Regions from separate parts of the Homo sapiens genome. Here region 2 is linked to region 1. The links are chromatin contacts, found by Hi-C or POLR2A ChIA-PET in ENCODE. All regions are on one chromosome and are shown on one strand. Each heading gives the region's core, a stretch centred on a gene start or an enhancer-like site at or near the end of the contact. The rest is flanking DNA. Distances are from core to core; before and after follow the strand shown.

Region 1 (5,034 bases), core at 1,625-4,124:
CCTATACTATGGCTAAAAAGGGAACTGAAAGCCAAGAGACTCAATAGGTGAGTTCCAGTTTACCAATTTATTCTTCCCACTCCATTTGCTGACTCAAGTTGTGATACAGAAGATAGGAAATCTCATCTTCCTAACAAGAAGACTCCATTCCTATGAGGAAAAATAAGCTGAGAGTCCACTTGAAATCTCTTCTTGATACCTCCACATCCATCATCCCTCTCTTATGATCCACTTTTGGCTACCTTACTAGAACAGAGAACTGTTCTGTGGAATTATTCATTCCATTGCTCTTGTTTTATATTGATAGTTTAGCACTCATCATACTGTATTACAGGGCATTATTTGTACTTTTTCTCTTTAATATATATAAATTCCTTCAGTCATGTGTCATAGCAATAGCTAATTAATACTCATTATTTTATCCTACCAATCTTTATTGAGCACCTACTATGGGCCAAACACTGTTCTTGGGGCTTATGATATATTAAAAAACAAACTATGATCTCTGCCTTTGTGAAGCTTACATTCAAGTGGGAGGCAGGAATAGAAAATCATCATAAGTAGATATGCTAGTATGTTTGAAGATGATAAACATCACTGAAAAGAAAAACAGTAGAATAAGAAAGATCAGGAATGCCAGAAGGTAGTGTTGGGGAAGGGGTAGTTTGCGGCATTAAAGAGGACAGTCAGAGCGGGCTTTATTGAGAAGGTGAGATTTGCCCAGACTTGAAGGAGGTGATGGAGTTAGTCAAGTGAATTTTGAGAACAGATGTATTACACTTTCTTCTTCAAGCTCCATCAAGGACTTTAAGCCAGTGCTACCTTGAGACTCAGGAGATTTGGTAAGTTCACCAAGCTGCCAGAACACTTGTTTTTGGCTCACATAATATATTCAGTGAGTAAGACTTTAGTCATTTTGTTACTATTGTGTGACATGGGAGACTGAGAACAGGAACAGAGAAAGGAGAAGCAGCACAGCACTCAAGAGTGGGGTGGGAATGGGGAGAAGAGGGACCTCCACTCTCATCTGAATCAAGAAAGATTCTGGAAATCTTGTGGGTAGAATGAAGTCAGCCCTTCCTGTTTCCTAAATGTCCTTCCTTGTGATGAGTTTTAATTATCTAAACCTGTCATAAAACTCTACAGAGTCTCTTTGTTGTCTTTAAAGACTTCTTTTTGCTGGCTCTTTTTATTCATTCTTTATTTCTGTGGTGACCAAAAGGATCAATCTCAGCTATATTTTCTGGAGAGGCCCAGGAGAGGGAATTCCAGTTTTGTTGTTCAGTTTCAGCCCTGTACTAGTTTTATAAAATTATATCTATTTTGGGGGGCTCTTTCAAAGAAAGTGTAACTAATCAAGATATATTTGAAAATGTACTCATTCAATTAAAAACGCTTATTAAGCGATTGACAGGTTTCAGGCACTGACTGTGTATTAAGCATACAAAGATAAGGAAGATATGGTTATACTAGAAGTAAAAACCTATCCTTAATAATATTCTGGGGCAGCCGGGCGCAGTGGCTCACACCTGTAATCCCAGCACTTTGGGAGGCCGAGGTGGGCGGATCATAAAGTCAGGAGTTCGAGACCAGCCTGACCAACATGGTGAAACCCCGTCTCTACTAAAAAAAATACAAAAATTAGCCGGGCATGGTGGCATGCACTGTAATCCCAGCTACTCAGGAGGCTGAGGCAGGAGAATTGCTTGAACCCAGGAGGTAGAGGTTGCAGTGAGCTGAGATCACACCACTGCATTCCAGCCTGGGCAACAGAGGAAGACTCCATCTCAAAAAAAAATAAAAATAAAAATAAAAAAAATATATATAAAATATTCTGGGGCATTGCATACCACAGGCCAGAACAAAATGACCCCAAGTTATAGGAAAACAATAAAACAGATTTGTCATACTCTAGAAATAATTCAGTCAAAAGTACTAAACATTTTTTCAATGAAACAAGAAAAGTCATGTTCTTACTGATGACTATTTTACTACTGTGATTGTCTTTTATGTAAAACTTTTAAACCCTAGCAACATTAGCCATTCCTCCTGGTTCCTGTTAATAAGTCTGTGCTTCACTGAACATCCTAATCACCCACATTTACCATCACTTTACCATGAAAGAGGAAGAGAATGGTGACTTCACAAAAGTCAATAAAGAAGAAGTGGAAACAGTGAAGTGAGGGGAAGCCTCAAGGCAGCAACTAAGAACAACCTATAAGCACAGAGAATAATAGTGGTCAGGTTTTTAAAGACCACAGGACCTCTGGGAGTGACTCATTTGGAGAACATACTATTTCTGCCTTTGACTCCACAGTGAGGTCTGCCCATACGGTGTTGGTGGTGTTATTTTATGTAAGATGTAGCTCAGTTGCCAAAGAAGTACATGTTTTCCTCAGCCCTATATGACTTAAAGATCCCTCTAAAACTCAAATTAACACATAACGTGTAAATCACATATACACAGTGTTTAGTGTCATATCATAAAATGTTTTTGCATCAATGAGTTAGTTGTTACTGCTTCTGCAGTAACATCTTCTGCAGAAGGAACTGCAGATATGTGAGTATAGGAGAAAATAAACATATCCCTCACAGTCTGCTTTCTTTGTTTAATTCATTCACTAGACTGATCATTCTAAGGAGGATTTTGTGCTGCTCTTGTTTTGCTGCTGGGCCTATCCTGTTTCCATTCCCAAATCAAGTATTCCTGGAATTTAAGGTATCACTTTACCAGCCTGACCACAAGTTCCCCATTGTTTCCTCTGCTCTGCTCATGACCTGGAATAATGCCTCTCCCTGGATACTAAATTTACTGACCCTGCCTAGGACCGAGAAGATTGATGAGTCCTCAACCCGTGCATGTCTTCAAAAAGGTAAGACAGACCAGCAAAGCAGTAAAATGACAGACCCATTGTTTGAGCCCAACGCTGGGACTTCCCCTTTTGTATAAGCTGAGTCACATTTTTCCTGTTGTCAACTTGAAGCCTGTTCGTTGATGTACGATAGGACTATCTTGCTGATATATAAAGTCAGGCAGACAGGTTTCCTTGCATTTGTTTGCCTTACCTTGGACCCTTACCAATTAGAAACTGTCCACTGGCCAAAAGAGATAAGACATGGTTTATTAAAGCTCAGATACTACATTGAATGAAATAATTTCTGACAATTTTCTTCTGTTAAAGTGCCATCCGAGGTTCCTGCCTTGTGCAATCTTACTGATTTTGACAGAGGTCTTTTGGGATGTATATGTGCATTTTATTCTTGATATCTGTTCAGTTGACACATGTTTTAAAACCACAGATATATTTGATTGGTTGGCAAATTGTGAAAACAGGAAGTCAAATAATGGAATCAACTGTGAAACAACCATAACAAGTGAAGCTTTTCTGCTTAAGTGCCAAGATGGGAATACTGTTATGAGTAACAAACAAAATGAAATGATAATGTCAATATAATTCCAACAGGAAGAGTGAGCATCTGGACTGCCCTAATTATCATATTTCCAGTGCTTTATAACCAATGAAATGGTTTTTACATTTTACTCTCCAATATTGTTGCTAGGCATGATAAAAAATCTCCAAAATTGAGAGAGGGATGTGGTGACATTTTCTAGCTAGGAAATATTTGAGATTTTTTCTTTTTTTTTTTTTTTTGGTCGGACAATCACCACTTGCATTGGACTTCAAAAAAATACCTTGCTGGGGCCAGGCGCAGTGGCTCTGCCTATAATCCCAGCACTTTGGGAGGCTGAGGTGGGTGGATCCCTTGAGGTCAGGAGTTCGAGACCAGCCTGGTCAACATGGTGAAACCCCGTCTCTACTGAAAATACAAAAATTAGCTGCGTGTGGTGGCGGGCGCCTGTCGTCCCAGCTACTTGGGAGGTTGAGACAGGAAAATCACTTGAACCTGGGAGGTGGAGGTTGCAGTGAGCCAAGATCCCGCCATTGCACTCCAGCCTGGGTGACAAGAGTGAAACTCCATCTCAAAAAAAAAAATAAAAAATCTACTGATTGCTTACTCTAGAACAGGCACTGTTGTAAACACTAGGGTTATGAAGGTCATGGCAAATCACCTTCTTGCTTATAAGCATTTGCACATTACACCGAGACTTTTCTTGTAATGCCTCAAGGTTTCCAAGTACCAGTTCTCCTGTGATAGTCATTCTTCCATGGTGAATTTTCAAAAGGTTATCAAGCAGTGTAAAGAATAAAAAAAATCCTCAAATCAATAGATATGAGGAACATATGCAAATATTAGAATAAAATGAAAGAGACGATTTTTAGACAAAGACCAGGAAATACGATCTCACTAGTATGTATTAAGTTTATAAAACTTATTACTTCAAAAATTTCAGAAACATAAACGAATTTTAAAGACACCTGAATAAACTTGAGGCAGGGCAGCTGTTAGCAGTATAATGAGGGAAGGGTGGAGCATGTACCATGCCACAGATGGGAAATCCTGTTCTTCCATCTTCCATCTTCTGAGAATTTCTATATGAAATATGTTATGGAAATGATGGCATGTGCCATCTATTCAGACAATTGAGTTTTTAAAGTATGATCAATATTTCTCAAGGTCTGCCCCTGCCAGAAAAGAATTTAAAATATTACAATGGGACATTTTAATGTCATCTTGTTGGAGGGAGAATTAATGAGGACTTGGCACAATTGATTGTTAGTTAGAAGATTAAGTCACAATGCATATATTAATCTATTTAACCTTCAAACACTGTTTTAAGAGACTGTTTTAGGAGAAAGTACTTTTGAGCCAGTTGCATATTTCAGTCAACCTTAATTATATTCAGAAATCTAACCCTAGAAATGTAAATTTAAAGGTGGAAGAACAGAAAGACAAACTACTCTAAAGCTCTCATCTTACAGATGAAGCACAAACAAATTAAATGAAATCCAGAGGTTACAGCATTTATACAGCGATGAAGCCAAGCCCAAACCTAGGTCACCTGGATACCAAGGCTTGTCTCAGGTCTCTGCATGGACAAGGAGATGAAATAAAACTGCATCCAGAATTATC
Region 2 (5,034 bases), core at 1,035-3,534, 180 kb after region 1:
TTGAGTGATAAGAAAGAATCTGTGAGTTCTGTAGCCCAAGAAAATGCAGTTAAAGATTTCACCAGTTTTTCAACACATAACTGCAGTGGGCCTGAAAATCCAGAGCTTCAGATTCTGAATGAGCAGGAGGGGAAAAGTGCTAATTACCATGACAAGAACATTGTATTACTTAAAAACAAGGCAGTGCTAATGCCTAATGGTGCTACAGTTTCTGCCTCTTCCGTGGAACACACACATGGTGAACTCCTGGAAAAAACACTGTCTCAATATTATCCAGATTGTGTTTCCATTGCGGTGCAGAAAACCACATCTCACATAAATGCCATTAACAGTCAGGCTACTAATGAGTTGTCCTGTGAGATCACTCACCCATCGCATACCTCAGGGCAGATCAATTCCGCACAGACCTCTAACTCTGAGCTGCCTCCAAAGCCAGCTGCAGTGGTGAGTGAGGCCTGTGATGCTGATGATGCTGATAATGCCAGTAAACTAGCTGCAATGCTAAATACCTGTTCCTTTCAGAAACCAGAACAACTACAACAACAAAAATCAGTTTTTGAGATATGCCCATCTCCTGCAGAAAATAACATCCAGGGAACCACAAAGCTAGCGTCTGGTGAAGAATTCTGTTCAGGTTCCAGCAGCAATTTGCAAGCTCCTGGTGGCAGCTCTGAACGGTATTTAAAACAAAATGAAATGAATGGTGCTTACTTCAAGCAAAGCTCAGTGTTCACTAAGGATTCCTTTTCTGCCACTACCACACCACCACCACCATCACAATTGCTTCTTTCTCCCCCTCCTCCTCTTCCACAGGTTCCTCAGCTTCCTTCAGAAGGAAAAAGCACTCTGAATGGTGGAGTTTTAGAAGAACACCACCACTACCCCAACCAAAGTAACACAACACTTTTAAGGGAAGTGAAAATAGAGGGTAAACCTGAGGCACCACCTTCCCAGAGTCCTAATCCATCTACACATGTATGCAGCCCTTCTCCGATGCTTTCTGAAAGGCCTCAGAATAATTGTGTGAACAGGAATGACATACAGACTGCAGGGACAATGACTGTTCCATTGTGTTCTGAGAAAACAAGACCAATGTCAGAACACCTCAAGCATAACCCACCAATTTTTGGTAGCAGTGGAGAGCTACAGGACAACTGCCAGCAGTTGATGAGAAACAAAGAGCAAGAGATTCTGAAGGGTCGAGACAAGGAGCAAACACGAGATCTTGTGCCCCCAACACAGCACTATCTGAAACCAGGATGGATTGAATTGAAGGCCCCTCGTTTTCACCAAGCGGAATCCCATCTAAAACGTAATGAGGCATCACTGCCATCAATTCTTCAGTATCAACCCAATCTCTCCAATCAAATGACCTCCAAACAATACACTGGAAATTCCAACATGCCTGGGGGGCTCCCAAGGCAAGCTTACACCCAGAAAACAACACAGCTGGAGCACAAGTCACAAATGTACCAAGTTGAAATGAATCAAGGGCAGTCCCAAGGTACAGTGGACCAACATCTCCAGTTCCAAAAACCCTCACACCAGGTGCACTTCTCCAAAACAGACCATTTACCAAAAGCTCATGTGCAGTCACTGTGTGGCACTAGATTTCATTTTCAACAAAGAGCAGATTCCCAAACTGAAAAACTTATGTCCCCAGTGTTGAAACAGCACTTGAATCAACAGGCTTCAGAGACTGAGCCATTTTCAAACTCACACCTTTTGCAACATAAGCCTCATAAACAGGCAGCACAAACACAACCATCCCAGAGTTCACATCTCCCTCAAAACCAGCAACAGCAGCAAAAATTACAAATAAAGAATAAAGAGGAAATACTCCAGACTTTTCCTCACCCCCAAAGCAACAATGATCAGCAAAGAGAAGGATCATTCTTTGGCCAGACTAAAGTGGAAGAATGTTTTCATGGTGAAAATCAGTATTCAAAATCAAGCGAGTTCGAGACTCATAATGTCCAAATGGGACTGGAGGAAGTACAGAATATAAATCGTAGAAATTCCCCTTATAGTCAGACCATGAAATCAAGTGCATGCAAAATACAGGTTTCTTGTTCAAACAATACACACCTAGTTTCAGAGAATAAAGAACAGACTACACATCCTGAACTTTTTGCAGGAAACAAGACCCAAAACTTGCATCACATGCAATATTTTCCAAATAATGTGATCCCAAAGCAAGATCTTCTTCACAGGTGCTTTCAAGAACAGGAGCAGAAGTCACAACAAGCTTCAGTTCTACAGGGATATAAAAATAGAAACCAAGATATGTCTGGTCAACAAGCTGCGCAACTTGCTCAGCAAAGGTACTTGATACATAACCATGCAAATGTTTTTCCTGTGCCTGACCAGGGAGGAAGTCACACTCAGACCCCTCCCCAGAAGGACACTCAAAAGCATGCTGCTCTAAGGTGGCATCTCTTACAGAAGCAAGAACAGCAGCAAACACAGCAACCCCAAACTGAGTCTTGCCATAGTCAGATGCACAGGCCAATTAAGGTGGAACCTGGATGCAAGCCACATGCCTGTATGCACACAGCACCACCAGAAAACAAAACATGGAAAAAGGTAACTAAGCAAGAGAATCCACCTGCAAGCTGTGATAATGTGCAGCAAAAGAGCATCATTGAGACCATGGAGCAGCATCTGAAGCAGTTTCACGCCAAGTCGTTATTTGACCATAAGGCTCTTACTCTCAAATCACAGAAGCAAGTAAAAGTTGAAATGTCAGGGCCAGTCACAGTTTTGACTAGACAAACCACTGCTGCAGAACTTGATAGCCACACCCCAGCTTTAGAGCAGCAAACAACTTCTTCAGAAAAGACACCAACCAAAAGAACAGCTGCTTCTGTTCTCAATAATTTTATAGAGTCACCTTCCAAATTACTAGATACTCCTATAAAAAATTTATTGGATACACCTGTCAAGACTCAATATGATTTCCCATCTTGCAGATGTGTAGGTAAGTGCCAGAAATGTACTGAGACACATGGCGTTTATCCAGAATTAGCAAATTTATCTTCAGATATGGGATTTTCCTTCTTTTTTTAAATCTTGAGTCTGGCAGCAATTTGTAAAGGCTCATAAAAATCTGAAGCTTACATTTTTTGTCAAGTTACCGATGCTTGTGTCTTGTGAAAGAGAACTTCACTTACATGCAGTTTTTCCAAAAGAATTAAATAATCGTGCATGTTTATTTTTCCCTCTCTTCAGATCCTGTAAAATTTGAATGTATCTGTTTTAGATCAATTCGCCTATTTAGCTCTTTGTATATTATCTCCTGGAGAGACAGCTAGGCAGCAAAAAAACAATCTATTAAAATGAGAAAATAACGACCATAGGCAGTCTAATGTACGAACTTTAAATATTTTTTAATTCAAGGTAAAATATATTAGTTTCACAAGATTTCTGGCTAATAGGGAAATTATTATCTTCAGTCTTCATGAGTTGGGGGAAATGATAATGCTGACACTCTTAGTGCTCCTAAAGTTTCCTTTTCTCCATTTATACATTTGGAATGTTGTGATTTATATTCATTTTGATTCCCTTTTCTCTAAAATTTCATCTTTTTGATTAAAAAATATGATACAGGCATACCTCAGAGATATTGTGGGTTTGGCTCCATACCACAATAAAATGAATATTACAATAAAGCAAGTTGTAAGGACTTTTTGGTTTCTCACTGTATGTAAAAGTTATTTATATACTATACTGTAACATACTAAGTGTGCAATAGCATTGTGTCTAAAAAATATATACTTTAAAAATAATTTATTGTTAAAAAAATGCCAACAATTATCTGGGCCTTTAGTGAGTGCTAATCTTTTTGCTGGTGGAGGGTCGTGCTTCAGTATTGATCGCTGTGGACTGATCATGGTGGTAGTTGCTGAAGGTTGCTGGGATGGCTGTGTGTGTGGCAATTTCTTAAAATAAGACAACAGTGAAGTGCTGTATCAATTGATTTTTCCATTCACAAAAGATTTCTCTGTAGCATGCAATGCTGTTTGATAGCATTTAACCCACAGCAGAATTTCTTTGAAAATTGGACTCAGTCCTCTCAAACTGTGCTGCTGCTTTATCAACTAAGTTTTTGTAATTTTCTGAATCCTTTGTTGTCATTTCAGCAGTTTACAGCATCTTCATTGGAAGTATATTCCATCTCAAACATTCTTTGTTCATCCATAAGAAGCAACTTCTTATCAAGTTTTTTCATGACATTGCAGTAACTCAGCCCCATCTTCAGGCTCTACTTCTAATTCTGGTTCTCTTGCTACATCTCCCTCATCTGCAGTGACCTCTCCACGGAAGTCTTGAACTCCTCAAAGTAATCCATGAGGGTTGGAATCAACTTCTAAACTCCTGTTAATGTTGATATATTGACCCCCTCCCATGAATTATGAATGTTCTTAATAACTTCTAAATGGTGATACCTTTCCAGAAGGCTTTCAATGTACTTTGCCCGGATCCATCAGAAGACTATCTTGGCAGCTGTAGACTAACAATATATTTCTTAAATGATAAGACTTGAAAGTCAAAAGTACTCCTTAATCCATAGGCTGCAGAATCAATGTTGTATTAACAGGCACGAAAACAGCATTAATCTTGTGCATCTCCATCGGAGCTCTTGGGTGACTAGGTGCCTTGAGCAGTAATATTTTGAAAGGAGGTTTTGGTTTTGTTTTTTGTTTTTTTTTTTTGTTTTTTAGCAGTAAGTCTCAACACTGGGCTTAAAATATTCAGTAAACTATGTTGTAAAAAGATGTGTTATCATCCAGACTTTGTTGTTCCATTACTCTACACAAGCAGGGTACACTTAGCATAATTCTTAAGGGCCTTGGAATTTTCAGAATGGTAAATGAGTATGGGCTTCAACTTAAAATCATCAACTGCATTAGCCTGTAACAAGAGAGTCAGCCTGTCCTTTGAAGCAAGGCATTGACTTCTATCTATGAAAGTCTTAGATGGCACCTTGTTTCAATAGTAGGCTGTTTAGTACAGCCACCTTCATCAGTGATC

Evidence for each region. A loop is a pair of places that touch in the nucleus more often than their neighbours do. ChIA-PET counts read pairs that join two places held with the same protein, here RNA polymerase II (POLR2A). Pooled maps may share reads with other maps.
Region 2: a map with no recorded cell type shows a loop between it and region 1 (7-fold over the local background). The contact joins two enhancer-like sites. A Hi-C loop is called at or near these places in 7 of 37 single-sample maps with no recorded cell type and 7 of 50 pooled maps. POLR2A ChIA-PET finds 5 or more read pairs at or near these places in 2 of 52 experiments (AG04450 and OCI-LY7).

Annotation. Positions count from the first base shown.
Region 1 is chr4:105,058,602-105,063,635 of GRCh38, forward strand. No RefSeq gene overlaps it. Among named protein-coding and RNA genes, the nearest start is that of TET2, 86 kb to the right of the region's middle. RefSeq lists enhancers at 687-786, 807-876, 2,352-2,451. Within about 2 kb of position 2,875, at least 7 of the 41 ENCODE cell types and tissues checked have a DNase peak (open chromatin) inside an H3K27ac peak, as active enhancers do.
Region 2 is chr4:105,234,372-105,239,405 of GRCh38, forward strand. TET2 (tet methylcytosine dioxygenase 2) reads left to right here. Exons shown (of 11, transcript NM_001127208.3): 3 at 1-2,980. All of the region lies in intron 2 of TET2-AS1 (TET2 antisense RNA 1), which reads right to left. Among named protein-coding and RNA genes, the nearest start is that of TET2, 90 kb to the left of the region's middle. Within about 2 kb of position 2,285, at least 2 of the 41 ENCODE cell types and tissues checked have a DNase peak (open chromatin) inside an H3K27ac peak, as active enhancers do.